Regions from separate parts of the Homo sapiens genome. Here region 1 is linked to region 2. Evidence: read pairs that join two places in POLR2A ChIA-PET (ENCODE). Cell type or tissue: PC-3. All regions are shown on one strand. Each heading gives the region's core, and the rest is flanking DNA. Links, peaks and the distances in the headings are about the cores only. Region 1 overlaps CTNNA3 (catenin alpha 3). Region 2 overlaps CTNNA3 (catenin alpha 3).

What was found. ChIA-PET counts read pairs that join two places held together with the same protein. Peaks named below come from ENCODE experiments on the same cell type or tissue, not always from the same donor. Only the 100,000 strongest peaks of a DNase experiment are listed, where the experiment ranks them.
Region 1: POLR2A ChIA-PET joins it to region 2 with 5 read pairs; 2 of 35 experiments call an interaction of 5 or more read pairs at or near these places.

The regions. Positions count from the first base shown.
Region 1 is chr10:66,061,434-66,064,365 of GRCh38, forward strand. The region is part of intron 15 of CTNNA3 (catenin alpha 3); the gene reads right to left. Among named protein-coding and RNA genes, the nearest start is that of CTNNA3-AS1, 16 kb to the right of the region's middle. In PC-3, for the core only: no CTCF peak of the experiment used is centred there; no DNase peak of the experiment used is centred there.
Region 2 is chr10:66,513,254-66,516,185 of GRCh38, forward strand. All of the region lies in intron 11 of CTNNA3 (catenin alpha 3), which reads right to left. Among named protein-coding and RNA genes, the nearest start is that of LRRTM3, 410 kb to the right of the region's middle. In PC-3, for the core only: no CTCF peak of the experiment used is centred there; a DNase peak (open chromatin) is centred at 1,638; H3K27ac peaks cover 1,433 bases.

The sequences.
Region 1 (2,932 bases), core at 339-2,838, 450 kb before region 2:
GAGTCTCCAACTGTGGCCGGATCCATATGGGTGGTCTCTGCTACAGTGCCACGCATAAATGCCTGTCCCTCTTCTCACTTATCATTTCCATTATGCCCCTACCATGATCATAATCCTTCAGTTGTTACGTATCTCCTACTTCATAAAAAGAAAAACTGTCAATTTTCTAAGGCCTTTTATAACCTATCACTTTCTTCATGCCCATCTTAATTTCCTTCTTTTTCATATTTTTTTTCTTAGAGCCCCTAAATGGACGTGACTCATTCCTACCTGCTGGCCTCCATTCTCATGAACTTTCTCACATACATCATCACCTTCCATGACTCAACCCCACACCTCATTCAAAATCGAATACAAATTTCATTTGTTCATACTTTTTCTTCTGTGCTTATTCTCCACAAACTCTCTCTCTTCCAAAATCCTAACAGATTGAACATTTAACAGTTTAACAACACATAACATAATTATTGTTATCTCTGATGTGTCAATTTGTTTCTTCCTTGAGGAAAGAACTGATTGGGTCTTATCCTGTGTTTAGCACAGGGTAAAGTCTTGTTGTACAATGGGTAGGTGCCCAAATTCTGAAGTCGGACCAACCTCCATTCAAAATTAACTTTGCTTGTGTGTCCTTGGGCAATTTATCTGACCTCTATTTCTTTATTAATAAAATGGAGGGTATAATAATCAATCAAACTGTCTAGAGGATAAACAAGAAAACATGTTTTTCTCAAGATACAGTACACAGTAAGCACTCATCAAAGTTTAGCTATCATTATGTCTTTTATTAATAAAATAATATTTGAATAAAATGAGAAAACAGCATTTTGTGGCACTTCAGAAGATATAAAGCATGAGCTATTTTTTCTTTTATTATTTTTAAACTATAGAGCTATTTAAAATCTATATGGAGGACTTCAAGTGTACTACTACTACCACCAAATGGGGGACTACTAGCTGATAAATACTGCACTGCCAGCTGTGACCCTCACTCTCACAGGTCCCACTACAAACAAGCGAAAAACCTGCAATGAAAGAAATGTGACAAAGGTGGAACCAAGGAATAGCCTATATATAAAACTGCTAAGTTTAACCCTCAGAAAAACATTACGGTGTCTGAGAAGAAACTCTTGAAACAGAATTGGGAATAAAATAGAAGTAAAGAACAGATTTCATTCATTTTAAAACAATTGGAGATTTATCACAGTTTATATGAACTGAAATTTAGGTGACTCTGGATTCAGTTCAAGCACAAGAGATTATCAGAGTCTAAAATTCAATTTTACTACCCTTCCTTTATTGCAGTTCAAACACACAATATTCCTGTTCTGTGGATGCCTTTGCTAGTGATGGCTATAGACTGAGAGAATGTTGGGCTGCTTAGCTTTTGTAAAACATGAAATGTGTCTATTTTCAAATGATTTGTCACTCTATGGAGTTATGAATCCCCTTCTAACACCCCAGCTACAGATTAGGATACCCTCAAAGCCACTGATTTGTCAGAATCCTTTTACAACTTGATTCAGAGTATGCCAACAGTAAGATATTAATTCCTTTAGGAGGGAGACATGTACAGAGCAGGAAAAAATACTACAAGGAGGTCTGTAACCTCACCATCTGTCAAGTGACATGCTGTTATTTTTCCACTTTGGCTCTACTCCCCAATATCAGTTCCTTTCTTTCCCAGTGTAGACCCAGTCATTTCAATATATCCTTCTTAGTAGTTTCAGTTCTGCTCCTTTCCAGCCAATGACTGGATACATGTATATATATATATATATATAGATATAGATATAGATAGATAGATAGATAGATAGATAGATCTATATATAGATTTATATATCCAGTTGGATATGTATGTATAAATCTCTCTCTCTATATATATATATAATATATATATATATTCCTAGTCGATTACCTTTTATATATCAAGATCTGCTTCTCTATCAAAGTTGTCACTCCATGTTTGTCTTCTGAAGGCTTCTCATATTCCACAGATGGCATTACCCCACAAATAGAAGCTGTTAGGTATTTACTTCTGAAATTTCTTTCACTTTTTTTACACATTCCTTTACTCTTTTAGAGAGAGATTTCTTCCTCTTTCCCATGGTTCCTAGATCAAAAGATTCCTATACGCCACTATGTTAAATGACAGATTTTTAAATAATTTTATTTTTAAAAAACTAGTAAGCTTACTAAATCTAAATATTAGAAATACTGATATTATTGGTATGATTTATAATGCTATTGCTTTTTTATATTTACCCTAAATTTTCATTTTATTCTCATTTTCTAACTTATCTTCTCTACATTAATTTTGTCTACTGATATGGAACATTTATTCTATTTAATTCTATTTTCATTATTGTAAAGATGTCTTGGAAATTTAAAATGCATATAATGCATATAATTTTCTATGTAGCAAAGTATGTTAATACTTTAAACTTCTTCCTGAATATAAGAATAGTAGGCCATTTAACTCTGATCTTCAACCCTTACACTTCTCCTATGTAGTGTGGTCACTTCAAATAGTCTTTTTTTGTTGTCATTGATTGTATTAGTCTATTTTCACACTACTATAAAGAATTGCCCGAGACTGGGTAATTTATAAGAGGAAGAGGTTTAATTGACTCACAGTTCCGCATGGCTGGGGAGCCCTCAGGAAACTTACAATCATGTCAGTAGGCAAAGGAGAAGCAAGGCACCTTCTTTACAAGGCGCAGGAAAGAAAAGTGCCAAGTGAAGGCGGAAGAGCCCCTTATGAAACCATCAGATCTCCTGATAACTCGCTCACTATCACGTGAACAGCATGGGGGAAACTGACGCCATGATTCAATTGCCTTCACCTGGTCTCTCCCTTGACATGTGGGAATTATGAGGATGATAATTCAAGATAAGATCCGGATGGGGACACAAAGCCTAACCATATTATTGA
Region 2 (2,932 bases), core at 201-2,700:
CACAAATTATTTCTTTTGCTTTATCTAGTCTATTGTTAAACTTGAGTAGGGTGCTTTGGCTTTGTTTCTGGGAGAATGCAGTACTGTAGTCACCATATGATTTCTTCAGCATTAGTCCAATCAGTAGTATCTATGGCTTCACAGTGTCTTATGCTCTAGTTGTTCCTGAAAGCTGTGATGTGACTTTACTGGAGATGGGGCCTCCAGGCAAGCAGTCCTTGGATCCCTGGGGAGTGCACACGCACCTCTGGTGGTACACATTGCATGGACCAGTTCTCAGGATCCTGGGTGGTACACAAAGGTACATAGTGGCCCTGTTATTGCTGGGCCAAGTTTGCTGGGTTGTGATGGTGGCACATCCCAGACAGGGCAGTCCTTAAGCCCTAAGTGGCACGTTTGGGGATCAGTGTTCATGGCAGTAGGTCACAAGCAAGCTGGTCCTCAGGCCCCTGGGCATTGTGTGCAGGCACATGATGGCCCAATTGCTGCAGGGAACAAGGTCACTGTCATCAGGGAAGGTGGCTCTCAGGCTCTTGGAAGCATGTGCTTTGGATTTCTATGTCCTGGGGAGAGCCTCCCTGACGTGCAGGACTGCCTATTCCCTGGGATTTAGGTCTCTGTGTGGGCTCAGGTAACAGAGACCCTGTGGCACCATTAGGTTCAGCTGGTAATGTAACACTGCAACCTTCTGGGATGGTGTCGGGGGATGTAGGCTGTGCACCTGTGATGTGGAGATGCAGCAGCAATTAGGCCCCAGGGCAGGATGTAGTCTGGTGTGACACTTGTTAGTGCATTTTTGATGGCATTGAAAGTTACCTTGGTGTTACTAAGCCAAGGTCAAAGAACATTGTGATGATTAATGCTGAAAGTTATTTTTTCATAATTTGAAGATTTTTTAAAATATTAATCCTGGGGCCAAACACATTAAAGGAATTAAGAAGAAATAAATCTGGAAAATTAATGTAGACACAGAATTTAAAATGGGAATAAATACTTTTACACATTCAGCAAATACCTATTAAGAGACTTCAGGCAAAACTATGGAAGTAAGAGGTCCTATTAAGATTCTACAGCAACTTAGGGAAAAGAAAGTTACTTGAACTGGCGTAGTAGCAGTGAATATGGGGGAAAAGTGAACATATTTAAGAAAAATTTAAAATATAGAATAAAACACATCTTCAACTATCCTTCAATACTACAGTTCACTAAAGGTCAATGTGATATTATAATCAGAACACTCCACAATAAGGGAATAACATTGCTAATTCTAATTTAGAAGTGGTCAATCTCTTTTTCAGAAAATCCAAAAACCATTGTCAATCGCTTCCACCAATCCTCATTTGATCTCCACCACCACAGTTCTTTTGCAAGTAATCTCTTCCACTACCTTTTACTCATTGTTCAATTTCCAGTACCTTTCATGGGATTTAGCACTCATAATTATGGAATATTAAATAAATAAACGAAGGAATAAATAAAAGAAAGGTTGTATTTTTACAAACCCTTATATTTAATCAGTTCTTAGTAATTGTTGAATAGTTCTTATGGTCCAAATCATTCATCCCTTCTATCAAAGTTTGTAGCTCATGATGAGTCAGTTTATGCAAACTGACCTCTGAAAATATATGTTTAACTATCATGAGACATTTGTTGATGGTATGAATAATTTTTAAATGATCATTGAAAAACTTTCAGTTTTAAATATATAACTGCAATGGATAAACAGAAGACATTTGTCATTAGAGATACCCTTATTTCAAGAATCTTTAGTCAATATTGGACCATTGAATCATACTAAAACATAATTATAAGCAAATATTTTACCACATGTGATCTTCCTCTGTGGTAATAACAAAAAAATAGTTTAAAGTCTAAGAGTCCTTTACCATTGATTTTAAATTTTTATTTGTATTTACATTTTAATGTAGAGAGAGCTGATATTCTGAGAATTCACACGTTTTCACAAATGATTCAGAAGAAAATGGAAATCTGTTTTGGACCCTTATTCCCTATATCTATCTATCTATCTATCTATCTATCTATCTATCTATATGGAAAATAGTCTCTCCCTCTCTGTCTCTCTCTCTCTCTCTATATATATATATAGTATTAGTATTGACTCCTGAAAGAAAGCCCATGAGAGGTTAAATGCTTATAAAAAATTTGAAAGTAAAATTTTCCCTAAGTAATTCACAACACAGATACGCTAAGAACTAACTTGTCAATTGATCTACCTGACAAAAGAGGAACCAGAAGTCTCTGAATACAAAACAACATATCACTCTAAAAGATCATTGTATTAGTCCATTCTCATGCTGCTCTAAAGAACTTCCCAAGACTGGGTCATTTATAAAGAAAAGAGGTTTAATTGACTCACAGTTCCACATGGCTAGGGAGGCCTCAGGAAACTTACAATCATGGTGGAAGGGGAAGCAAACACATCCTTTTTCACATCATGGCAGGAAGGAGAATGAGAGCCCAGTGAAGGAAGAAGCCTTTATAAAACCATCAGATCTCGTGAGAATTAACCTCACTATCACAAGAACAGGATGGGGGAAACCACCCCTGTGATTCAATTATCTCTACGGGGTCCCTCCCACAACAACATGTGGGAATTATGGGAACTATAATTCAAGATGAGATTTTGGTGGGGACATAGCCAAGCCATATCAATCATTCTTCACAAGTACCAGATAAGTTATTTGCTATTAAACACATCTGTAACTTTTCTAAGAAAATCTGTCCCCTACAGAAGATGCAAGATTGTGCCAATTCTCATCACAGCTATTCAAACTATGATTAATTATCTGGAAAAAAAAAAAAAAAAGGTAACCCATCTATTCATTGGTTTTATTTTGGACCTACAGCATCTAGGCTGGTACAAAAAAGATCTAGAGGGCCAGCTAGATTCTTTCTCTTTTGTTTGACTGGG